Regions from separate parts of the Mus musculus genome. Here all the other regions are linked to region 3. Evidence: chromatin loops called from intact Hi-C (ENCODE). Cell type or tissue: heart. All regions are shown on one strand. Region 1 has its middle 17 kb from the start of Gm33321. Region 2 has its middle 19 kb from the start of n-TTagt2. Region 3 holds the start of Fgf9 (fibroblast growth factor 9). Region 4 has its middle 31 kb from the start of n-TTagt2. Region 5 has its middle 6.3 kb from the start of Gm33321.

Region 1 (5,000 bases), 210 kb after region 3:
TTGAGCAGATAGCCTGTGTTGTCTCCATTCTTCATGTCTCTTGCCCCTCAGTCCCCACTCTCCCTCTTGCAGACCCCATTGACTGACCTGAGGACCGGGTCACCTGGTCAACGTTTAGCACAATGCCTTTCAGGCTTATCCATGTTGTTGGGAGTGATAGAGCATTTCCCTGGGACTTATAGGAGACAGAAAAAAAAAACCCCATATATTTGGTTTCTATCTCTATTTCCTGGCACACATCTGAAACTCTCAGTATCCCTAAGCTGTGGGAGTCATATTGTAGGTTAATGGGATGGCAGGACCTGGCGATTCCTACATATCTGGCTTCTGGATGGGGGTTTGTTGTCAGGGATACTGCCGCCCATGAAGTTAGAAGATTGCAGTTTTTTTTTTTTTTTTTTTTTTTTTTTTTTTTTGGAGAGGGGCCCAAAAGAGTTGACAACCAGAGGCCAATGCTGTGAGCAATCACACCAACACAGAGCGGCTGTGATGGTAGCCATTCCCATGTTCTGATGTATCACTCCACCTGGCTGGTCTCCAGCCCCTCATAATGAATAAGAAGACTTTAGCATGGCACTGCCCTGAATCCTGTGGTTGAACGTAAGAAGGTGGTTTAGGGACTAATCATTTACAGCCAGGTGATGAGAACATAGCTGCGATTTGCTCCTAGCATCTGAGGTGGGTCAGTCTCACTGGTCTGCACTGTCTTCAGGTAGACAGTGTCCACTAAGTTAGACTGTAGGATGCCTGGCATGAGGGCTGCTTACCGAAGCGGAAACATCCAGATGTGGCTGTGCACAGCAGGGCTCTGTTCTAAATGCGGGGTCCGAAGTGGGTTGTTTGGAAGCACCAAGTATTGAGACAACATTTTCTCTCCCTTAGTTACATTTCCTTTTATCCATTCATCTCATCTCACTAGGTGTGTCTTGTCTTGGTTGCTGTGGCACGTGCTTCAAAAAAAAAAAAAAAAAAAAAAAAAAAAAAAAAGGCAGGCCTGACTGTCCATTGTCACAAGAATACATTGCATGGTTTAAATGGTTGTCACTTGAAGGTGTCTTTATTCAGCATTTGGCATCACAGCTTTCCCTGAAGTAGTGATAATTTGTGAATTTGTGTTTTATTTAAATATTGATTATAGCTCTGCACAGTGTTTTTCAATAATTAATTAAAATATAATTTATATCATCTCTCCTCCCTCCGACTTCTCTCCCATGTTCAACACTCCCTCTCTCTTACATCCAGGAACCTCTTCTTTAATCAGTACTTTTCCCCCAGCAAAGTGGAATCTTAGACGAAAGTTAGTAGAAGCCTCTTTCAGCTGCCACCAGCTTTCTTTTCCTTTAACGGGCAGGGACCTCTATGCAAATTCAAGGTTGTTTTGGACATGCGCAATGCAGTGCAGCATGCACAGAATTCCCCGTTGCCACCCCTGCCTGCACCCTGGCAATCACGGAGTCTGTTTCCTCCCCGTAGCATTTTTCATAGTTTATATTAGGATCCGTTGAGTCACTGTGTAAAATGAAGATTAAGGACTTTTTTGTATCAGTAAGAGTGTAAATAACAAAGTCCACGTGCTGCTGAGAAGACCTTCATAAACAGGGCTCTCAGCAGCGACAGGAGAAGGGGCCGATTAAGCGTCTTACTCTGTGGGCTCAGTGCCCGGTTTTACTGAGAGGGAGCAAGGCGTATTGCGGGCTATGAAGGGTGATGTGGGGCCACTGGGCTTTCCATGTTCTTGCTAGCAATTCTGCCTTTCAGAAGACACTGTGTCTTAGGCGCAAGTCCTAGAAATATCTTACTTGAGCCACTTCCACCTGAGGCTGATACCTGAAGTAAACTTCAGGGGAACCAATTTTTTTTTTTTGTTATCATTAAGATGTAGAAGTAAAAATTCAGTGGAATCTGGGTGTGCCTGATAAGATTTGAAAACTTTCTGAAGATGGTAGTTGGAGAGAAATGGAGGTGGGCTTGGTCACGGCTGGTAGGGAAATTGGGTCTGCTTGGGTTTGATTTTTATTTTATTTCCAATTTCAAATCAAGGAGACTCTTGTGTGTGTGTGTGTGTGTGTGTTTGTTTGTTTCTTTAAAAAAATTTTTTTTATTAGGTATTTTCTTCATTTACATTTTCAGTGCTATCCCAAAAGTCCCCCATACCTCCCCCCCCCCCCCACTCCCCTACCCACCCACTCCCACTTCTTGGCCCTGGCGTTCCCCTATACTGAGGCATATAAAGTTTGCACGACCAATGGGCCTCTCTTTCCACTGATGGCCGACTAGGCCATCTTCTGATACATATGCAGCTAGAGACACGAGCTCTGGGGGATACTGGTTAGTTCATATTGTTGTTCCACCTATAGGAGACTCTTAAGGTGACAATGGGAAGTGTTGTGCTTAAATGGATTGATCTGGTTACTTACATTCGGAGACTTGGTTCTTAGCTGGTGGCACTGTTTTGGGAGGCTGTGGGACACTCGGGAGGGAGGTGGGGATATAGAGGTAGTGGCTTGCTGACCGGTATACCTTGAAGTTCATAGCTGGGTCCTGCTTCCTACTGCATCTCTGTCTCTGCTGTCTGATTCACCAGGGATGTGAAGAGGCCCAGGCTTGAGCTCTCATACATCCTCAGCAATGAACTCCACCAGGCCGATCTTCCCAGGAGGCAAGATAAATCCTCTCTCCTTAAAGTCATTTTATCAGGTGTTGGATCACAGTGACAGAAAAGTAATTAAAAGTGATTCCAGCAACATTATGAACTAACCAATACCCCGGAGCTCTTGACTCTAGCTGCATATGTATCAAAAGATGGCCTAGTCGGCCATCACTGCAAAGAGAGGCCCATTGGATTTGCAAACTGTATATGCCCCAGTACAGGGGAACCCCAGGGCCAAAAAGGGGGAGTGGGTGGGTAGGGGATTGGGGGGTTGGTATGGCGGACTTTTGGGATAGCATTGAAAATGTAAACGAGGAAAATACCTAATAATAATAAAAAAAAGTGGTTCCACATTTCCCAAACCAGAGTATTTTCTCGGTCTCCCTCCTTCCATCTTTAACACAGGCACTTATGCCTGAATGGTGAAACTGTAGTTCATCAGCCCAGCCAGTAGGGTTGTATTACCACAGGCAAGGACTTCCCCAAGGCTCCTGCTGTCTCCTGGTTAGTCCTTCTTTGCAAACAGAAGCTCTCTAGGGAGGTTGGGCCAGTGCAGGGAGGCGTGTCCTCAGTCATTTGACCTGAGTTCTTGCTACTTCCTTTTCTCCCTGGCTGTTTTGGACTCCTGCCTCTATTTCTGTATTGCTGCGACTGTCTCATTTTTAGCCTTCCTATCAAGGAAGGAGGTGTTAGTTTCCCAGAACATTCTTAGAGTGTCTTGTGTTGACCTCAGTACAATCTCTGTTACAGAATGCTCATTTTGATAAAGGTCCTGCTCTCAGAAGGAAGGAAAAACAGGGCATTGCCATTTATGAAGCCAATCTTTGATCCTAACTAGGAAAGCTAGATCTTATGTTCAAGTCTTCTAGACTGTGAGGACCAGGCTGCCTCAAATTCATAGCTATCATCATCGGAAAGTGTAAAACCACACCCCTGAAGGCTAGTGCCGGACTTGGCTTCCATGTTTTATTGCTGGCCGTGTGTGAAAGGACAATTCGATCTTGCTTATCAGAAACATGTCTCTCGTATTACCCACTGCACTGTGAAATACACACTCTCTGGAGTGAACGCGCACTCAGAGCATCTCCTTCCAAAATCAGGTCTTAGGAGAAATTTGTGACATAATTCTCAATAAGATTTGGCCTTTATTCTGTCTTTGACAGTTTTACATGCATTGCTGTCTTACTATTTAGCAAGACTTGGTAATATGGAGCACCCCACCCACCCACCAACAAACTAATCTTTTGAAATATTAACATGATAATTTTTTTTCTCTGCTGGTAAATAATCGCATAAATCATTTCTACTTTTAAAACTATTCACCAAGAATTATTTTCATTTCTGATGATTTTAGGAGTGGTCAAATTAAAGTGATAAATAGAAAGAAAAAAAAAAACCTCATAGAACCTCAAAGCTTCCACCAAATTTTGTCTAAATTGTTGAGACACATTTTTGCATCTCCTGAAGGTCATGGCGTGGCAAGCTGGGCAAGATGAGTGCGTTTGGGAGCACTGAATGATTAGAGGTGAAATGAGAGGGCAGGTAGAAGCCCCTACATCTCTGGAATAAGAGCAGTATGTAGCATATGTATCACGGGACTCTGTGGGTGCTACATGCCAGAAGTGGGGAGAGTTTGGGCAAGGACAGATACAGAACACACACATGCACGTGCACTCATAAGTGCACACACACACATACACACACACACACACACACACACACACACACACACATGCATATACACACACCTTGATATGACAACTGAGCCGTTTGATTTCCCCCAGTCTCCTAGCAGGCTGCCTCCCAGCTCTGTCATCAGGGCTCCCAGGTCAGCGCTGTCAACTCTGCATGCCTGTGTGGGTGGCCTCTGTCTGACTTTTGTTTCTGTGCAACATTGCCCTCTCACACGTTCTTCAACGCCCCCTATGAATCCATCATAGATGGGAAACTATCTGCTGTGATTTTCAAGCAAAAATGAGTTCATTTCGTCTGAAGCTTTGAAAGAGAAGGTGGATTCTTTCACCCTGAGATCAGAGCATTTGGTGGTTAAGACTGGGCCAAGGTTGCTCCCGTTGCTAGGGGTCCTGGTCTGCGTCAAGGATGAGAGTTATGGGGGTGCGGCGGAGAAGTGCAAGTGAAGGGGCCACCAATGCGTGCCTTCGCTCCCAAAATCTGATTGGAGAGACCTCCTACAGTTACTGGGGTGGATCCAGGGCCGAGGACTCCTGCCTGGCAAGGTGGAGTAAAAAATGTGTTTATGAAGGAGCTCGTCCTGCAGCACAAATGGATGTTGAAATAGACCAGAACAAGGCAAAACAGCCCACCAGCAGATAGCCATAAAAACTGAGGT
Region 2 (5,000 bases), 730 kb after region 3:
CTGGGGGTACTGGTTAGTTCATATTGTTGTTCCACCTATAGGGTTGCAGACCCCTTCAGCTCCTTGGGTACTTTCTCTAGCTCCTCCATTGGGGGCCCTGTGTTCCATCCTATAGATGACTGTGAGCATCCACTTCTGTATTTGCCAGGCACTGGCATAGCCTTATACCAGACAGCTATATCAGGGTTCCTTCAGCAAAATCTTGCTGGCATATGCAATAGTGTCTGGGTTTGGTGGCTGATTATGGGATGGATCCCCGGGTGGGGTAGTCTCTGGATAGTCCATCCTTTCGTCTTAGTTCCAAACTTTGTCTCTGTAACTCCTATCATGGGTATTTTGTTCCCTATTCTAAGGAGGAATAAAGTATCCACATGTTGGTCTTCTTTCTTCTTGATTTTCTTGTGTTTTGCAAATTGTATCTTGGGTATTCTAGGTTTCTGGCCTAAAATCTACTTATCAGTGAGTGCATATCTAATGACTTCTTTTGTGATTGGGTTACCTCACTAAGGACGATATCCTCCAGATACATCCATTTGCCCAAGAATTTCATAAATTCATTGTTTTTAATAGCTGAGTAGTACTCCATTGTATAAATGTACCACATTTTCTGTATCCATTCCTCTGTTGAGGGACATCTGGGTTCTTTCCAGCTTCTGGCTATTATAAATAAGTCTGCTATGAACATAGTGGAGCATGTGTCCTTATTACCAGTTGGAACATCTTCTGGGTATATTCCTAGGAGAGGTATTTCTGAGGAACCGCCGGACTGACTTCTAGAGTGGTTGTACAAACTTGCAATCCCACCAGCAATGGAGGAGTGTTCCTCTTTCTCCACATCCTTGCCAGCATCTGCTGTCACCTGAATTTTTGATCTTAGCCATTCTGACTGGTGTGAGGTGGAATCTCAGCATGTCTCCTCTTGTATGATAAAATTGCTTTATTCTGGGTCCTAGCCAACTCTTATCTCAGCTGCAGTAGTTCCTAAAGTGGGCTAGCTCACACTCATCCAGGACTTCTCAGATTCTTGTTCTGAATTGATAACCCATAACATTGATCTGTGGGGGAAAATAACTAAACAAACTATGAGCTCTACTGTTTGAAACCTTGAAACAAATACTATATCTTTTCTTTTCAAATATTTTACATTGATGATTTATAACCATTTAAATTGGAATAGAGAAAGTTTGTGGATAGAATGAAATTGTTAAGTCTTAAATTTAAACTAGTGTTTTAATTTGAGTCAACTACTTACTGATGTTGAATTTAGAGATGGTTCCATAATATCCCTGTACAACAGATCTTCACATTTGATAGCTATATTATAGGACTGTCATTGGAAATGAACTGATTAATTTCTGCCATCATTTTATGACTGTCTGGTTTCAGTAAACTCACACTGTTAGTATTGTTACCCTCATATGGAAGCTATGTGAGCTGGTTGGAGAATAGGACTAGAATCCAAGGTTGTTTTGAGAAATTACTCTACTGTTCACCAGGAGATAATAGTTTTCTTACTGAAATTTGTTCTGACACAGAGCAGTGATGAGCTGAAAAAACATAGCTTTGGGTTGACAATCCCACACTTGGGGACTGAGTCACGCGGAAGCCTGTCTTCTAGAATTTGAAGTTGTCCTCCTTGACTTGGAAACTGGAATTAAATGTCACTGCCAAAGTCATTCCCTATAGTCCCAGATCAATTTTCAAATGAGCATAAAGTTTCTTTGAGACAAGAATGAGCACTCTAATCCACATGACATAATTCCCAATAAACAATGTTAGCACCCCAGAAATCCAGCCAAGCAATCCTTTAACCACCACAACATCTGCTGAGTGAGAGTGGGCCTGGGGCCCTGGGTGAGCTGGGTCTCAGTATAAGACAGATGAGAGGCAGCCTGCCAACTTGGGAACACCACATTTTCCAACATTTTATAAAGGCATAGTAGAGGCATAAGAGAAGATACAAACAATGGGCTGGGTCATGTCGACCTGTCTTCCAGATCACTCAGTGACTAGGAATATAGTCACTGAGTGATATAGGAATAGACTGTTCAGTGTTGTCTGCTGAACAAAGATCTGTCCCACTTTTATTGACTCTGCAGACCAAGGCCAGACTATTGAACACATGCTTTTGTAGAGAATTTGATCCCAACTTTTTACAGTCTAATAATTTATCTTCTGCTTAAACTGGATACATTCAGCTGTCCAGTCCATGAACCAATGCTAGATTCTGAAGCAAAGTGCACACGTATGATGAAGTTGGAGAAGTAAAGATGGATTCGACATGACTCGGGAAATAAGCAAGTAGCTCATAAGAAGAGGAGGGGGCCTGGGAACCAAAAGAGACTGCCTGACAGCAGACAGAAAGTGATTTAACACTCAGACAGAGGAGAAAACTGAGATCTGCAGCTATGGCCAAAAGATACAACCCGAACCAACTGTACTGAAACGAGACGGGAAGGACACGACATATTACATCGACTTTTCCCATCACAAGATGTAAGCTAATCTACTTTGCTAAAAGCAAACACACTTCACCCTTGAGAGAATATTAAGTGCCTTGAAAAGGATCTGGGGCTCACTTCATAAGACACATTTCATCAGATATTTAGAACGTTCACTGTAGAATCTCTAGCCCTTAGTGTTTTTCATTTTCTCATTCTTCTGTGATAATGAGAACCACATTCACTCAGGGAACAAGTTACAACCCAACATTTTCCCAACCCTGGTACTCACAAGTAGATGCTCATATGAGGTTTTCATTCCCAGATACGAGATTCAAATGATTTAGCAACAAATTGTACACGTGTGTATGCATACACACAAGTACACAATTTTTAATATATAAAGCCATGACCCTAATCAGCTTTAAATTGTTTTACCCATCACACATTCTGGTAGCAATTACATCTGTTTGACTGTATTGTTACTATTCTAATTTCAGTTGTATTGCATTTATTTATTTATTTTGTACATGGTAGGTTCCTATGTGCCATGATGTACATGTGGAGATCAGAGGTCAACTTGTAGAAGTTAATTCTCTACTGCCACCCTGTGACTCCTAGGAATCAAATATAGGTCATTAAAGTTGATGGCAGGTGTCTTTAACCTTTGAACATCTCTCTGGTCCCTTGGTTTCAGAACTTTGGAAATTATCTTAATTTACAGACTTAGTATGTAGCTGTCATGTAGCAAAGCTACCCCATGTTCAGTGTTCTTGTGGGTTAGTGAAAAACGAAGAAAGGATTGGGTGGTCCCAACATTGCTCTTCAGGGCATCACAAAAGTGAGTTCTGGTCAGACTCATGGTTTACTGTGATCCATGACAGTGATTATTTCAATTATACTGACTCAAGGCATGAATATATTTTTGAAGAAATAATACAATTAATATATAACTAGCCCTGTTACTTCAATGATTAAAAGAGAAGGAGTGGAGGATTAAAAGAAAAATGAACCACCAGCCTAAGTGACAATTAAACTGAAATAATGCATAAAACCAAAAGAAATGTGACATGGTGTTTGGTTTACTGAAAGTCCTGTCATAAATGTTCTTAAAAGATATTCAGTGGTGGATGTGGAATCCTGAATGTTGCTGTTTGTTTTATTTTTCACGTGTTCACCTTTCTTCAACATTGTTATTTCTGGAAATCCTTTCTTGTGGTGGATGAGTTCATCTCTTCCTTCTCCACTTCACTTCTGCCATGCAGACTAAGCCCTCATCTCCACCTGCCCAGCCAAGCCCTGTTCTCAAACTCCTCTGTCACCCTACACAGTTAGCTACAGAACTACCACTACATCTCCATGCTCAGCCACCCTGTTCTCCTGTTCAGGATCCCTGGGTTCTCTAAAACCCAATAACTGAATCTAAACTGGACTGAAACAACATCTACAAATTGAACTTCAGCATTAACTATAGGAAAGGCATAGTGAATATGTAAAAACCAGGGCTACCCAGTGCATAGGCGTTTCTATTGCACCAGTAGTCAATAGATACATTTCTTGCATTGACCCACTGCCAAATCTGAACTTTGTGGAGTTTTCATAACTTGAACTGTCATTTTTTTCTTTTATTTCATGACATTTTATATCATGTCAAACGATTCAATTATAGAATTATTCAATGTTTATACTATATTGCTGTACATAAAAGAAATTATGTTTGTTGCTTTTGTTCATTTGTTTTGCTTTATTTTTAGAAGAAAATCAAGAAGCTAGGGCTAGAAGTTTGACCACCAGAGACTTAGTAAATTCTAAGTAATAATAGATTCAAACCTAGGAATAAAAAGTGATGAGTGATTGCTCAATGGGGTTGAGTTAAACAAATGTAGCGATGCCCTAGCCACAAAGACAGCTTCCCAGCTGTAATCTGTCCACTCCTGGCTTCAGTCTCTATCCTATGACCTCTTTATAGCTCTTCCAAACAAGTGCCAGCCATATCACACCTTGTCAGGAAGATTGTACAGTCAGTCTAAAAGGGGACAAACCCAACAAAACTTCACAGTAGACAAGGTGGGCAAAGAAACACACTAGCAAAGAATTTCCAGGTATCATTGGAAGTGGACTAGGGTCTCCCCACATTGTGCTGGACACCAGGGTTTAGAACATACCATATTCTTTAGTCTCAAAACTCCTGGTCTCAGGCCAATCATTGGGCTATTTTCTCATCTGGCAGGCTCTATACTACAAGCACTGTTACCAGAGTGATTCCAGGCCCACTGTGCTGCTCCAAACTCTACTGATGCTGTAAACATCAGAAATAGCCACCATAGCCTTTCCCTTAGTTGGCTAGCTTTAAGGGCTTCAAACTGGAAAGGACCACATGGCTTTTGGGTAGCTGTTCCTATGTTATTTCTAACTGAATGTGACATGCAAAGTTCTTGACATTTCAGAATATTCTCTTCCTTTGAGCCCGACTAAGAGTCAGGTCTACCTACAACTTCATGTTTACAGGTAGGTAAAGATCTACTGGTTTGGAACAGCAAGTAAAATGTTTAACTGTTT
Region 3 (5,000 bases):
TATCTTTAGCATCAATGTAGCTAATAAGAGAATTTGATACTACTCTTACCGTAATCATGCTAAGCTTTTAAATTACTCTAGGAAGGATTATATATTTTCAAAATTGAGATTGTTTCTATTTAGAAATATTATTTATATCTTTTAATTTGTTCAAAAATGTTTTGTGTCTATAGGGAGATTTAAAAACCTTTCTTCATATGCTTCTTGTGCTCTTTTATTTTTTTGTCCTTTCCCTACCTGGGGTCTATAGAATGTATCTAACTGTGTTACATACTCAGAACCACAGGCTGTTAAGTACATGTGCTAATTATTTACTCATGAATATTTATTTGGTAAAAACACACTTGCCAGATTACTTTTGGTTGTTTTTGAGGTAGGTTTTGCTGTATAGGACAGGGTGGCTTTGAACTTTCAATGCCCAGCCTCAGCTTCCTGAGGGCTGGAGTATAGGTATGTGCCATCAAATGTTCTGCAAGAGTGTGTCTCTTATAATACATGGCATTGTTGTGCCATGTAGCTCTGAGGTGTACGAACTTGACTTCACCATTTGTTAGCAATGGGGTGATGGGTGTGTTACTTAGTCTTCACAAACCACAATCTTCTCATTGGAAAAATGCAACAAAATAGCATTCACATCATGAAATCAGTTTTGAGAGTAACCACGAAGTCAGTTTTGAGAATAAAATGGCTAAAGCACAAAAGTATTTGGAATGTCTGCAGCTCTGGAAGCAAGCCAGGCCTCCCTGCAATGGTTCCATGCCTACCAAGTTGAAACTTTTCCATGAGGTCAGCCTGGGAACCCAAACCATTCCCCTTTCACCCAGTGCCATTAGTAGCTTGAAGGGTATGGGTGGGGTTGGGAGAATGGAGGGAATAGAAAATGGAGGGCTGTGACCTGGTTACACAGCCATTGTTACTGGAAGGGAATGGAAGGATTCTGTGCTGATTGGTTGTGTGTGTGTGTGTGTGTGTGTGTGTGCGCGCGCGCCCGCGCGCGCGCTCGAGTGTACATATGTACAAAGGACACACCAATTAATGGACAAAAGAAGGGCAGGTGAAGAGAACTAATGGCTGCTTCAAATGTGTGGAAGACTTATGGTCATGTTTATATATGTGTATCTAAGCCAGGGTGCACAGCAACTCATGGGGACCCACGAAGTGGGGGGAACATTGTTTACCACAGTGAGCATAGGTAGAATGTTGGATGCCATGATGCAGATCTGTGGATGCTTGGGGCATTTATTCCTTGTTATAGGCTCCCTGACATCCCATTGTTTATCCCAGACTGGGTCCATGCACTAACGTGATAGCAGAAAAGACAAATGATATCCTGATAGAAAACACAGGTAAAGGGGGAAAATGAGAAACGAGAGGATTAAGGCATTGGAGGAGAGACAGCATTAGAGAATTTGGGGATTGGGATCCACTAGAATCTACTGAATACCCCAATGTGCAGAAATGCACTAAGGGCTATACAAAGAGGAAGGATATGGCGAGGGCAGCTGGCTTGAGCGTCTATTGTCTATGCCTGCTTCATGTGCATTTTTTTTTTTCTCTTAAAGTCAGTCATCCAGGCAGGTGTAATGAAGCCAGTTAGTTAGTTGTACCATGTGTGTCTAGAAAGCAAAGCCACCATCTTGTTGTAAGTCATTGAAGAGTATTGGTAAAAACATCCTACAAGCTGAATGTGGGGAGTCTGTAGTTATGGTATAGCTCTGAAGTAATCCTGAAACCTTTTGCCATGGGAGCCCGTTGACTGCTTGGAAAGAAACGTTATAAGGTCAGGGAAACAGCAAGGTCATCGTTTCTATCACTGTGTAGGGAAAGGACCAAATGTAAGTAGCAAAGAAACCTGATGGGCAAGCAAAGAGGCAGGGAGTCAGGAAAGCAGCTTGCAGGCAGAGTTAGGGATGCAGATGAAAGGAGCTAAACTAACTGTAGTGGGAATGAGATGCGAAGGGCTGCTTGCAGTTTCTACCAACAAAAGTGCTGGGTCAGCTACTTTACTCTCTCCTACTGCTGCATCACTTTTAAAGGGACAGGATGCTTCAAGACTCAAAGGCGGAAATGATCTCTGCTCATAGGCTAAGAGGCTAAATTCAGACCGAAAAGACTTGGTTGGAGACAGTTGGTGGAAAAACTGCCTTGGAGGAAATGTCTGCGCCCTGTTCTCCATCCTTTTACAAAGTGCCTTCCTGTCTGCATTTCATTCTCTCGATCGCTTCTACCATTAAAAAAAAAAAAAAAAAAAAATCAACCTGGCACTTTGTACCCAAAGGGTACAAAGGCAGCGCCCCTGCTTAATCCACGGCCCTTGGCGACTTGGGGTGATTAATGCGAGCTACTCTAATGGTTTATGAGAAGTGTCACTTCCTCCCAGTTTCTTGTATCTGCCACTAGGCAGTTAGCGTTACAGCCTGCTCTCTAACACCGTGGATGAGACTGCTGTAAATACCACACAGCAGGGTTCTTCTGCAGTGGAAACTTGTAAGCCAGACTCAAGAAGCCAGTGCCCGGACTCCCGATGACCCCAGACTGCGGCAAAGAGGTGTGGGAGTGGACAGAGGGGAGGGTCACCTGGCCCCACTCTTTTCCCTTGGGGCCTTGCGGGAGCACGCTTTCTAATCCCGGGGGCAGGGGAAGGTCGCTCCAGGGATGGGCACCTCCAACGCCAGCGAAATCTGCAAATTCATTGCTTCCTCCGTCTTTGGGGCGAAACCCTCTGGTCGGAGTAGGGCCAGCCCCAGGGCTTCGCCGCCATAGGCTGACTTCTCCCCCAGAAAAAAGCCTTTTATTTGCTTCTCTACTGCAGGGCTCTGGTCTTTGGACTTTGCTTCCCTCTCGCACGCCGTCGGGAGCTGCGCTCAAGTCTTAGCAACTTTCACCATCTTGACCCGAGAGTCTAAGACAATGTGAACAAAGAGGAGCGTGGGGGGGGGGGGGCGGGGGGGGGCGACGACCAGGCCTTCGGGCGGGCTGCGGAGACAGTGCTTGTGTTGGGGACGCCGCGCTCAGCGGATCGGGGTGCTGGCTGGTGGCTGGGCGCGTACAGCGCCACCGGCGGCCCCTGCCCCTGGCTGCCCTGGGCAGTGCGTTTCTTTGTCCCTGCATGGGGCTGGGCTCAAAGGCTGCTGGCCTCGAGCAAAAGCCCTGGCCCGGGACCAGAGCTCCGGCTTCCAAGTCACCCGCGGCAGCGAGCGAGCCCTGAGCAGCGAACAGCGCCCGTGCCCAGCCGGCGGCTCCTGTCTGGCTCTTAGGCTATGCAGAGAGCTTCGGGCCATGGAGCAACCCTGGAACTCGAGCCTTTCACTTCCAGGCAAAGTAGAGCTCAAGGTGGCAAAGCCCGTCCTGAGTAGCTTTGTTTGGGGGCGAGAGAGAACTCATTGGAACCTTCTCCCTGAAGACGCACACTCAGATCTGGGGCGTGAGTCGAACTCAAGGACAGGGGCTGTTTTCAGGCGCCCTGGGTGCCCTTTGCTCCTAGCCGCGGGAACCTGGGGGGAGGCAGGACCCGAACAACTCAAAGATGCGAACCAGAATTCCCTTAACAAACCCGAGTGTGGGCCCACCAGTGTGTGTGTTTTGTGTGTGTGTGTGTGTGTGTGTGTGTGTGTGTGTGTGTGTGTGTGTGAGGGAGAGAGAGAGAGAGAGAGTGAGAGAGAGGGAGAGAGAGAGAGAAGAATCTGACTCACACCCAACTGTCTTACCTGCAATATTGTTTGCGCGTCTGTAAGTCTGGCTGTAGAATGAAAGAGAAACTGCCCTGTCCAACCAAGCTCCCTACACCAACCCTTCCCTCCCAGTCTATTTTATAATGCGACGCAAGGTTACAGAGTCCGCGCGAAAACTGCTTTCTCAGTTCCCCTCTGACCCTGCGTCTCTAGCAAGCTAGATTTCTTGTGGCCGAATGTCTTCGGGCTGCTGCTTCCCGTCTCTGGCACCGCGTCTCCGGCGTCTCTAAAGCCGGGTTTCCTAGGTCGTCCTCCCGGAGAAGTCCCGCGCTCTGCCCGCCTGTGCCCGGCCTGCGGCAGAGCGGCTCGAGCGTCAGGGCGGGCGCTAGGACCGGGCGGAGCGGGGCGGCCGCCGCGCTACCTTAAACCCGGCCCAATGCCGCCGCCTGCGCCACTCTGCGCGCCGGCGGGGGCTGCGCAGGAGGAGCGCTCCGCGGCCACGGCGCTGCGCGGCCCGCGCGGCGACACCTGTTCGCGGCAGCCCGGGCAGCACGCGAGCTCCGGGACGCGGTCCTCGCCCGCCGCTTGCCGCTCGCCTCACTGCAAGCCGCTGGACCTCCGCAGAGCCTCTGCAGCGTTCTGGATACTAGCTTTGGACGCCGAAAGTTTTTTCCCCCTTCTTTTTGTTATATTATCTTTATTTTTTGGAGGAGGGACTGGGAGGAGAGATTTGTCGCCGCCGCCAACGTGAGATTTTTTTTTTCCCCTTGAAGGATTCATGCTGATGTCTGCAGAGTCGGTTAGAGAGTAAAAACAGCGCATGCCTTTCTGGAGTCAGGATCCGTAAATTCTGACGTAGCCCGAGCATCTTAAAAATCCCTGTAATATCGCCCAGGCACTTACGTTGCTATGGTCATTCTGATCTCTAAGCAAATGGAGAAACTACGGATTTTTTTCCCTTATTACGGTCGGATGGGATGAAGACCTTTCTGCCTGCTGAGAGTCGAGGCTCCATATGTAGCGATGCATAGCTGTGTTGATCAATGTCAGTGTGTGAGTATAAAGTGGTGGCTTCTTAGACTATCAGTGGTTTGACCTTGAACCTGTGCCAGAGAAACAGCCGATTACTTTTATTTATGCATCGGATGGATTGAAGAAAAGAACCCTTTTTCCCTCTCTGTCTGCAACTGCGGCAAGGGAGGGGAGTTGGATATACCTCGCCTAGTGTCTCCTGGTTGATACCATCATTATTGTTTATTCTTGTGCTTAAAAGCCGAGTCCTCTGATGGCTCCCTTAGGTGAAGTTGGGAGCTATTTCGGTGTGCAGGA
Region 4 (5,000 bases), 720 kb after region 3:
ACTGCTAAGACTCAGCATCACCCCATTCACCCTCTGATCTTTATTGGAAGGCTTTCTTCATTTCCAACAGTAAGCCTGACTTCTGTACATGCAGGTACTTCCAGATGCTTTGACCCCCAGTTCCCAAGCTGAAGCCGAGGTATGGAAAATTTTAAAAGGCACACATTGTCCCCATCAATGCAAATAAAAACCTCTCTTGCCTACTGAGAGACTGGGAACTGGGGATACAGATCTAAAATAGTGGCATGCCTGCACTGGAATTCAGTCCAACACCTCCCATGACTGTCTTGAATGTTTTTCAAACACAGGAGAAGTTGAAGTTTAAGCCAGAGTGAATTTGTAAAGGAAATGCCAGGTGGAGAATGACTCCAAATGCCTGTGCTGTCCACAAACTCCCTGCCTTGGTTGTCTAATAAATTCTAAGTTCTCTCTTTAGGAAAACTGTATGCACATATTTACAGAATAAATAGTTTTAACTACCCTCTCTCATTTCGAAGCTCATATTATCACTCTCTGGCCATTTGTACTCACTTAGGGTTATTTTGGTTTCCAAGGCCCTGGTTTAACATTCATGCTATAGCTGATGGTTCTTTTGGGCAAGACCTTGAACAGCAAATGTTGCACAAATATGTTTCCAGGTTCAACTGGGCATCTTCATTCTACAGTGACTGTGTAACTCCTGTTTGGACAGAACTCTCCAAAAGATAGGACCATTCCCTGACATGTTACCCTGGTTTCTCTGCAGAGTTGAAAACTGGCAAATATTTTTGGAGCCAGTGGAAACATAGTATATTTTATAATCTTTTATTCTAAAAACTAAGTTTTACGATCTACTTACTACCTCTTACACTTTTACACCGCTGCTGAGTATTCTTCTGATGTCTGCAGACACACCCAACACTGGGAGTCATGGCCACAGGGTGCCAGCATCCAAAGCAGCTTCAGTGCCACTCGACTGGAGGAGATGATTGCTGATTCACATGTTAGTTCTCATAGTTGGCTCTTGAGACAGGGACTTTTGAGCACTTGGAGATTTTATTGTGATTAACAGGCTTTAAGGTTGCATATCAAACCACTAGAAAGCACTTAAACTAGGCAGCCCTATTTGAAACCTTCTACTCAATCCTATGACCTTCAGGGTAGCAAGATGAATACAGAGACAACAAGTATAGTTGCTAAGCATACTTCCTCTGCTGGTATACTAAAATCTTCTTGAATACTTTGCTTACAGAAAACATCATTTGGAAGCATCATTTTACATTCTGATTGTATGGCTTCATGGCATCTTTGTCTCAAAATCATGTTCATAGTGTCTTTATCGTTTGAAACAGTGTTAGTGTTAGGAAACAAATGGTAGTGGAGTTCCTTTCCGGGGAAGAGGAAAACACGCAGATGCTATTGTTTCCCTGGGTGTCGAGCTGAGTGAGCATTAACTGACACCAGAAGGGAAAAGGTAAGGTGGCCTTTCCAAACATGCGTTTTATATGACATTTATACTGAGAATCTTGTCTATGCCACCGACTCAAAATTGTTGGGGCCAGCCAGCGGCTCACATATCCGGGTTCGAGCCTGGAATGCATCTTGGAATCTGGAAGAAAAGAGGGAGCCTAGGCGGGTTGAGAAATAATGGAACCAAGACAACTAGTCTGCTCAAGGTTCAAATTTTTAATGGCGGACACGCTTTATAAAGGAGGGGGGAAAGTCCATTCCCACCAATTCATCCTTGGAGCCTGGAACCAGCTGCAGGTGTTGACATGCAGGATGGGGCATAGTCTCCAGAATAGCTCTGGGGGTGGGGGGCTCTCAGCAAGTAGCAGTATCTTGAAGAGGAACAGCGGCAGTGGCAGAACAATAAAGTGATCTAGGGAGGAAGGCTCCGCCCTAGATAATCTCTTTAGTGGTAGCAAGGTCGAGTTCTGGCTTAGCCTGCTTCAGACTAATGGGAGGCTACACAAAATATTAAACAGTACTAAATTTATTTTATAATTTTAAATGAAGGAGAATCAGATGAAAGGATTAGAAGGGTTATAAATGGAAGATCAGGAGATCTGTGTTGGCAGGCTTGGTGTTATGACTCATAGCAAGATTATAAAGCTGGTCCTACCAGTGCCTTCTCTACAGTTATGGAGATCAAACATTTGACAAGAAGCAAGGAGGAGGGATGGATCTTGGTTCCTAGTTTGAGAAGACTGGAGTCTGTCATGGGGTAGGAGACATGGTCAGGGAAGCAGCTGTGAACATGGCTGCTGTAGACTCAGTTGCTTGCACAACTCTCAGTAGACTAGGACCAAAGCAGGATCCATGGTGCTCATCTGGCTTGCTCCTTCTTCCCTCACACTAGGATGAGCCTTCTTCCCTCTAATCCCCTTTCAAAACCTCTTGCTGACAAACCCAAAGGTATGGGGACATGGGTTCTGTTCCATTGGGTTCTAGAGCCTCCTGTCTTATGGCTACTGTGCCCCCTCTCCTACTATGCCATCCCAGGCCATTCTCTAAATCTTGTCCTGTTGTAATGCAAACCAGAGGTGGAGAAACCTTTCCTCAAAGGCCAAGCAAGAAGGCTACCGAAGATTTCTGCCCGCCTCCATCTGGATGTACTATTTTACTATCAGAGACACTCTTCCCAAATGCAATGGGCCCACTGCTTTGCCCTCAGTTGCTTTCTGCCAGCTCCAGGCTGACTGGCTTCTAAACCGCAAGTGTTAGGGGAAGTAGAAACACTTCCTAAGGGACCAGCACCCCTCAATCCCATGTTTCCAGCTTCCAGCAGAGAGCCATTCTCAGAGCCTTCTTCACATGTCTGAACACAGGGCTGACAGGCTCAGTTCTGACAGCCAGATTCTCCTGGCCTCTAGCCCTGAGGCCCTTTGAACCATCTGTCTGTTGGTAACTGGGAACCACTCCTAGATTCCTGCATTGTTGGATAGCTGACCCTCCTTTTCAGTCAGAAGTATTAGGGATATACAATGTTTCTTTTAAGCTACCTTCCCAAGATCTTGGGGGTAGAACTGTTAATCAGCTAAACTGTAATCCTGGATCAGATTTCTGCTCTTGTCAAGACTGCCTCTATGACAGGGCCCAGGCCTGAAATGGAGCCGCAGGCTTGGAAGCCAGCCCTTGTCAGTGTCACAGTCTGTGGGCCATGCTATGCTCCCTCTTTCCAGATCTTAATTGTCACAATATAGCTGCAGTTACTCAACTCCTAATGGAATAATACCAGTGCTTTGTGGCTGAAGAAATAGCTATGAGACAGGAAGGCTTTTGCTACAGAGAGATTATTAATTACACAATTTGGAGAGGTGTTTTTAAAACAATGTATTTGGAAAGCAATTTTTTCCACAAAATAGTATATATTCAAATAAGGCCACAAACAATCTAACATTCACCACCTGACATCTGGAAACTACATGCAAATGTTGAACATTTGCAGAACAATAAGAAACTGGATCCCTGGGTGGTTTGTCACTGCAGCCCTGACACATAGCCTGAGCTAGATACTCCTACATAAGGAAACCCAACACACCCTTCAGCTTGACCTACTGATGACTGCCAGCTTTGGCTGAGGGGCCACTAGAGATGAAGGACATAAGTATAAAAGCCAAAGGATAGTCCAGACCGTGTACTAGTGTTTGAAACTGCATTAGAATCTGAGCGAGTCAGATTTCATCTCAACTGTCTCTGATGTGGCCCATTCAGGAAAAAAAATCCTTTCTTTGTTTTTGTGTCTTCAGGGGGTCTCATGTAGCAAGTACAGAGCTCCAGCCATGGTGGTCGCTAACAGTGTTTGAGGAGGGATTTAGATGCACCATAAACAGTTCCTGAATCATCTCCCCAGAACCCCCATTTGCTCACCTACCATCTCCAAGCAAGGGCTCTGTGTGTCAACTCTCTCTAGCCACTTTCTCAACAATAGAAACCACCAAGATCAGCCGTGTGACATTTGGGTCTTTTAATCTTCACCCAGAAACGTTAGAACATTTTTTCCCCTTATCATTCTGGAAGAATCTTCCAAGCATTTCTGGGTCTGACTAAAGATTGCAGAATTCACATACTTCTGCCAAATAGTGTTTAATATTAACACCAAAAAAATAAAGAGTATTAGCCCTCAAGTCATGCCAGAGCAGGTTCAGGCAGAGAACAAAGCATGTCAAGTGTGGATTGCCCAACAAGCATGCTTCTCATAACACTGGCTCTATTGTCAGCAATAATAAAACCCGAGGAAAGACCTTGGCAATGGTGCTGTGCATTTATTTGGTTTTGAGCTTTGATAGTAAGTTGGCTGTGATGTGATCTTCGTTATTCTGAGAGATGTAAAATGCAGCCTGTTTGTGAAGACCTTTGCCAGTGACTGACAGGTGTTTATTTCAATGTCACGGGTGTTCTGCGTGCCTCGTGTCATTGGGTACTTGTTCACTTTTCCACAAATAACTTCCCAGGTAACAGTGACACGCCTGGACTTATTTGACCTTGTTATACAACCCCACATTGCAGCAATCAGTTTGGATCTTACTATATGTGATGGTGACAGAACTTCAGTGTAGTGATGAAATGGCCAATGGACCAGCAACTGTGCTTCGCCTATGGCAGTTTTGCCTAAGTACAAACTGTATACCAGATTCTCAGTTATAGGGGGTTTTAGGTATAGTTTTATACATGCAGCAACGAACTTATCCAAGTCAGAGTAGCAAATGTATAGGGGCTTTAATAGATCTAATCTTTTCAAAGAGAATTTATCCTAGGGAGTCAAGGAGGTTACATTTTGGAAGACTTTAAACAAAAATCAGTTTTGGAAGACTCATGAAAATTTCTTGTATTAGGAGTTCTCCTTTAAGTGAATTAAATTAGCCTTCATACTTTATATTGTTCCCCTAACAGACTGACAGTCTACGAGGAAGAGAGGTAAAGGCTAAGTGAATTAAAAGTCTGGTGCCTGAGCTAGGAATGGGGAGAAGCAGGGTCCAGAAAGACTGGTGTGGGGGCCTTGACAGTACAGAGACAGT
Region 5 (5,000 bases), 240 kb after region 3:
GGGGTACTGGTTAGTTCCTACTGTTGTTCCACCTATAGGGTGCAGACCCTTCAGCTCCTTGGGTGTTTCTAAAGAACTTCCAGAGTCAGCAGAACCAGGTCGAAAAGGTCATGGAAGTTTCCAGTTGGTTGGTCAACATGGCTTCCCTAGGAGTACCTGCATGCTTCACCTGCTTCTAGTGTCTCAGAACCTGGTCCTTTCAGGATTCTTATGTGTGTGGAGCTGTGTCCCACAGGTTTGATTTTGATTTGCCTGCTGGCTGGTGCTGACGGCCCCGTGACCTCCTTGGTAGACATGTCCAGTCTACCTTGGTGAATGTTCTTCATGTGTCTTTTCGCATTTTTGTTAGATTGTTTTCATTGTATGATTGCTAGACATTTTCAGATATGAGTCCTGGACTGGATGAATAATTTGCAAATTGAAAGATCTATGATTTTTTCGCATATTGGGGGGAAGTAGAATAGAGAGGAGTCAAAAGAAAGAAATTGAAGAAAGATCAAATATAGATAAGGCTGCCATGATATTGGTCCAGGAGAAGGAAATGGAAAGAGAGAGCCTATTTTTGCAAACGTGTGTTTTCTAGGTTTGCTTAAAGGTGACCACTGCATTTTTTTTTTTTTTTTTTAGGAAGAAAACCATCCTTTGGTCAATGTTTACCCATAGGGGTGCAGCCTCCCTTTCTCAGACTGACTAAAAACAAGATTTATATTTTAACGGTGTGCCTTTATCTGTGTGTGGATATGTGCACATGAGTGCAGGTGTCTGTGGAGACCAGAAGAAGGTGTTGGATCCCCTGGAGCTAAGTTTCAGGTGGCTGTGATCTCCCCACTGTGGGTCCTGGGAACTGAACCAGAGTCCTATTGAGGAGCAGGAAACACTCTTATACTCCTGAGCTCTCTCCTGTCTGCACCTCACGTCTCCCAGACCTTACAATGATGTGCTGCCTGTAGAGATGGTCTGGCTTAGTCATGCTTATAACATGGTTCAGTTTCCAGCTCAGCTGGCAGTGGTACCCAACTCCTAGGGTCCTAGCTAGGGCTGTGGTTGTCTTTACTTAAAGGTTACTTTGCAAGAAGAGTGCAAGGGAGACCAAAGTATGTGGGAGTTCTCTTAGAGAGTCGATGGTGATTCTTTATGAAGGAGAAAATGGGTTGGAGGAATGTTTGGAGGACGCAATGGATTCAGTACTCTAGTTGATTCTGGGACAGTTTTTTTGTGTGTTTGTTTGTTTTTGTTTTTTGCATCAAAGTGGAAGTTTAAGGTGAAGAATTAAAAATCAGGAATGGATTTTATAGTCAGTTTCAGTGAAGACTTCCATTCATGACAGCATAATATTGCTAAGATTCATTGCCTGTCCCCATACCCCAGGCTTGCTCTCACGATTTCGAGGTTCCAGTCTTGACCTCTGCTCTGCGTGACTCTGTTCACAGATGATATAGATGAGGAAGGGGTACCACAAGCATTACCTAGTGAGCTCAGAGGAGTATCACAGGCATTACCTAATGAGCTCAGATGGGCTGTGAAACTGGTGATTGAAAGCATAAGGCAGGGGTCAAAGCAGCCTGGGTTCTGTTAGGCACAGCTACTCCATAGATCCTTGGGTGTAGCTGCTTGCTCTAGGATGAGGGCCCCACCTTTTCACTGTCTTTATATCCTTTCAAGATCCGCCTTTTGAGTCTATATTTAACAGCAATTGTCCAAGTCATATTTTTTACAGTCACTTATAACATATGTTTTGTAAAAATATATTTTGGATTTATTTTACTCTATGTATATGAATGTTTTGCCTATATGTGTGTAGGTGTACCATGGATATGCCTATTGGATCCTAGGCATTAAACCCAGGTCTTTTGCAAGAGCAACAATGTAACCACTGAGCCATCCCTCCATCCCTGTAACATGTTTGATAGCTACTGTTTATACTCTAGGTGTACCCTTTGTTCAGCTTGCATTGGTTCATATTATCTGCCTTGGGTATTAGCAAACCATGAAACAACTTCCCTTCCAGGCACTACTGTAGGGGTCTGTGCACACGGGGGTAAGGCACAGGGGGCATCTACCTTGCCCTTGTCTTCTCCTCCACTAGGCTGCCCCAGGGACAGAGGAGACCTACTTATGAGGTTCTTGCTGCTCTGACCTGTGAATATCAGATACTGTCACCTTCCACTGTTTTCATCTTACACCTGAGAGCTGCGTTGGACCACATCCAGGATCAGTCACCACGATGACGCAGGCAACTTTGGAGGTCACTAAATGAGGTCTTCTCATATCCACTGTTCGCTCATAGCTTTGTCTAATACAAACAATGATGCATCTGTTGGAGCGGCTTCCTTTTCTTGTACAAGTGGAGGGCTGTGCGCACATCTTGCTTTGATGGAAATGTGGTATTGCATTTACCTGTCCCTGTGGAGCAGTGAGACTGTGTTTACATAGCGTTAATACAAAAGCACCAAGACAGCATAGCCCTCAGCTCTGGGATCCCTTTCAGGCAGAGTTTGGCTCAAATTCCCTTAATATGGTGCCATTGTAGGGCTCGGACATTATTTCTGCCTATCCCAATTTGTTCATGGTAATATGTGAAAGCAATACAAATGCCCCAGATTTTCAGGTCTATGAATAAAAGCGGGCAGATATTCCACACGAGAGCATGCCCAGTATTCTTTTATTGGCTGGAAGGGAGTCCCTATACCCACATATATTAAAGTGTGCACCTGCCTTCAATAAGCCTGAATCAGCATATGTAAGTGAACTGCATGCCAAATTTGGCTTGTAAATCAAGAATAAAAAGAGCAGGCGTGTTTCTGGGCAAGGGAAAAAGTGAAGAGGCTCAGTGGAGATTTGTGAGCTGAAAATGATCAGTCAAGCCTGTGAAATCCTCTCAAACAGCCCGTGAGTTTGTAGTAGTTTTCAGATTTCAGAGAAATAAAGGAAAAATAGCTAAATTCTCCTCCAAAGCTGCCCAGAGCTATGATGTCATATGCATTGTGTAATTTAAAAATCCATGTTCTTTCTACCATCATGAAAAACAGAAAGCAGATAAAAATCCATGAGCATAGCTGTTGGATAATCCACTTAATGCTGGTACAAAACAAAATGAAACAAGACAACCAATCCTGGCACTAGAGTGAGTGATAGTTATGTCAGTAAAGCGATTGCTGCGAAAGCATGAGGACTTGAGTTCAAATCCCCAGCACCCAGGCAAAGAAGCTGGGCATGTAATTAATTCTAGCATTGGACAGGCAGACACAAGTGTATCGCTTGAGTTTTCTGGCTAGTGGCCTAGTCCCCTTGGCAAGATCCATGCCAATGAGAGACTCCAAAAATGAGGTAGACGTCCCTGAGCAATGTCAGCAAGGTTGTCCTGTGTTTTTCATATGCGTACACAGAGACAGACACACAGATACAGACACACACACACACTTGAAAACATACACGATCATGCACATAATCATACATATGAACATACACATGATCACACACACAGATTCATGCACTGAGCAGAGTGTTCTTATGCATTACATTGAGCCAGACTCAGATTCTATGAAAGGTTATAGCATTGTACTGAGTGAATAATTTCTGTTTGCCAGTCTGTCTGTCGGTCTGTCTGTCTCTGTGTCTCTAGTTCAATCTCTCTGTCTCTGTCTCTATTTCTGTCTCTTTTTCTGATTTCTTCCTCTCAGTCTCTCTTTCCCCTCTTTTTTCTTTTGTGTGTGTGTGTGTGTGTGTGTGTGTCTGTGTATGCATATGAAAAACATATTCTGGGGACAGAACCTAGGGCCTCTTGGCATACTTCCCCACTGAGCTATAATCCAGATAACAAATAATTTCTGATGCTATGCCTGTTTAGGAGGGGTTAAGAGAGGAGGGAGAGAGAGGAACAGTAGAAGGAGGAGGAGAGTGAGCTTGAGAGAGTGAGAAAGCAAACAAGCTAGAGATATTCATTTAGCTGTGTGAGGCTTGGTGTCTGAGTGGCATAGATTATGGACACAAACATCATTTTCCAGGATTGGAAGAAGACAAAGGGGAGGCAGAAAGCACACACTGATTGTTTTTGGCAGCTAAGTGTTGTAAGGATTACCCAGGCTACTCGGTGAGATGGAATTGCTCAGAGGCCAGAGAATAGCTTTGGGCTGCACCAAGGAAGGGAGAACAGCACGTGACACTGGCTGGATCCACTCACCTATGCTGTGCCATCCCTGGGCTGGTAGTCTTGGGTTCTATAAGAGAGCAAGCTGAGAAAGCCAGGGTAAGCAAGCCAGTAATTAACATCCCTCCATGGCCTCTGCATCAGCTCCTGCTTCCTGACCTGCTTGAGTCCCAGTCCTGACTTCCTGTGGTGATGAACAGCAATGCGGAAGTGTAAGCTGAATAAACCCTTTCCTCCCCAACTTTCTTCTTGGTCATGATGTTTGTACAGGAATAGAAACCCTGACTAAGACATTGGTCACAGGGGAATGTGGTTTTAGTTCTTTTAGAAGCCTCCATTTGATTTCCACAGTAGCTAAGCTGCTCTACGTTGTCCAAGTGGTGTATAAGAGTCTCTGCTTCCCTCAGTCTCCTTAGAATTTGTTATTTGTTTTCTTAGTGCCATTCTAACTGAGTTGATACTGAATCTCAATGTAGTTTTAATTTGGATTTCTTTCATAGCTCATGATGGTAAACATCTTTTTTCATGTTTGAAGGATATTTATACTTCACCTTTTGAGATGTTTCTTTATTCTATCTATCTATCTATCTATCTATCTATCTATCTATCTATCTATCCGTCTATCTATCTCTATTGTACTGCCTGATTTCTTAGTGTTTACATTTCTCTAGTTCTTCATACAGTTTAGATATTAATTCTTTATCAGATGTGTGTAAGTGAATATTTTCCTTCTCATGTAGACTGTCTCTTCAATGAATTGTGTAATGAGGTCAGTCCACAGGTTTGTGGTATACAGTTTGTTGAGATATATCATTCCTGATATTTCTATGTTCCTCAGGACCTTAATATTGAA

What was found. Hi-C counts contacts between places; a loop is a spot of excess contacts. Peaks named below come from ENCODE experiments on the same cell type or tissue, not always from the same donor. Only the 100,000 strongest peaks of a DNase experiment are listed, where the experiment ranks them.
Region 1: a loop joins it to region 3, with 1.9 times the contacts of the local background. A loop is called at or near these places in 2 of 42 quality-filtered maps.
Region 2: it touches region 3 in a loop (2.8-fold over the local background); 3 of 42 quality-filtered maps call a loop at or near these places.
Region 4: it touches region 3 in a loop (2.1-fold over the local background); 2 of 42 quality-filtered maps call a loop at or near these places.
Region 5: a loop joins it to region 3, with 2.9 times the contacts of the local background. A loop is called at or near these places in 2 of 42 quality-filtered maps.

The regions. Positions count from the first base shown.
Region 1 is chr14:58,281,476-58,286,475 of GRCm38, forward strand. No RefSeq gene overlaps it. Among named protein-coding and RNA genes, the nearest start is that of Gm33321, 17 kb to the right of the region's middle. In heart, a CTCF peak has its summit at 3,098; no DNase peak of the experiment used is centred here; H3K27ac peaks cover 837 bases.
Region 2 is chr14:58,797,060-58,802,059 of GRCm38, forward strand. No RefSeq gene overlaps it. Among named protein-coding and RNA genes, the nearest start is that of n-TTagt2, 19 kb to the right of the region's middle. In heart, a CTCF peak has its summit at 3,058; DNase peaks (open chromatin) are centred at 4,422 and 4,712.
Region 3 is chr14:58,068,100-58,073,099 of GRCm38, forward strand. It overlaps Fgf9 (fibroblast growth factor 9), which reads left to right and starts at 4,587. Exons shown (of 3, transcript NM_013518.4): 1 at 4,587-5,000. The coding sequence starts at 4,957. In heart, a CTCF peak has its summit at 3,094; DNase peaks (open chromatin) are centred at 2,602, 3,132 and 4,072; H3K4me3 peaks cover 3,159 bases; H3K27ac peaks cover 2,691 bases; H3K27me3 peaks cover 533 bases.
Region 4 is chr14:58,784,263-58,789,262 of GRCm38, forward strand. No RefSeq gene overlaps it. Among named protein-coding and RNA genes, the nearest start is that of n-TTagt2, 31 kb to the right of the region's middle. In heart, no CTCF peak of the experiment used is centred here; DNase peaks (open chromatin) are centred at 2,729 and 3,099.
Region 5 is chr14:58,304,611-58,309,610 of GRCm38, forward strand. No RefSeq gene overlaps it. Among named protein-coding and RNA genes, the nearest start is that of Gm33321, 6.3 kb to the left of the region's middle. In heart, no CTCF peak of the experiment used is centred here; no DNase peak of the experiment used is centred here.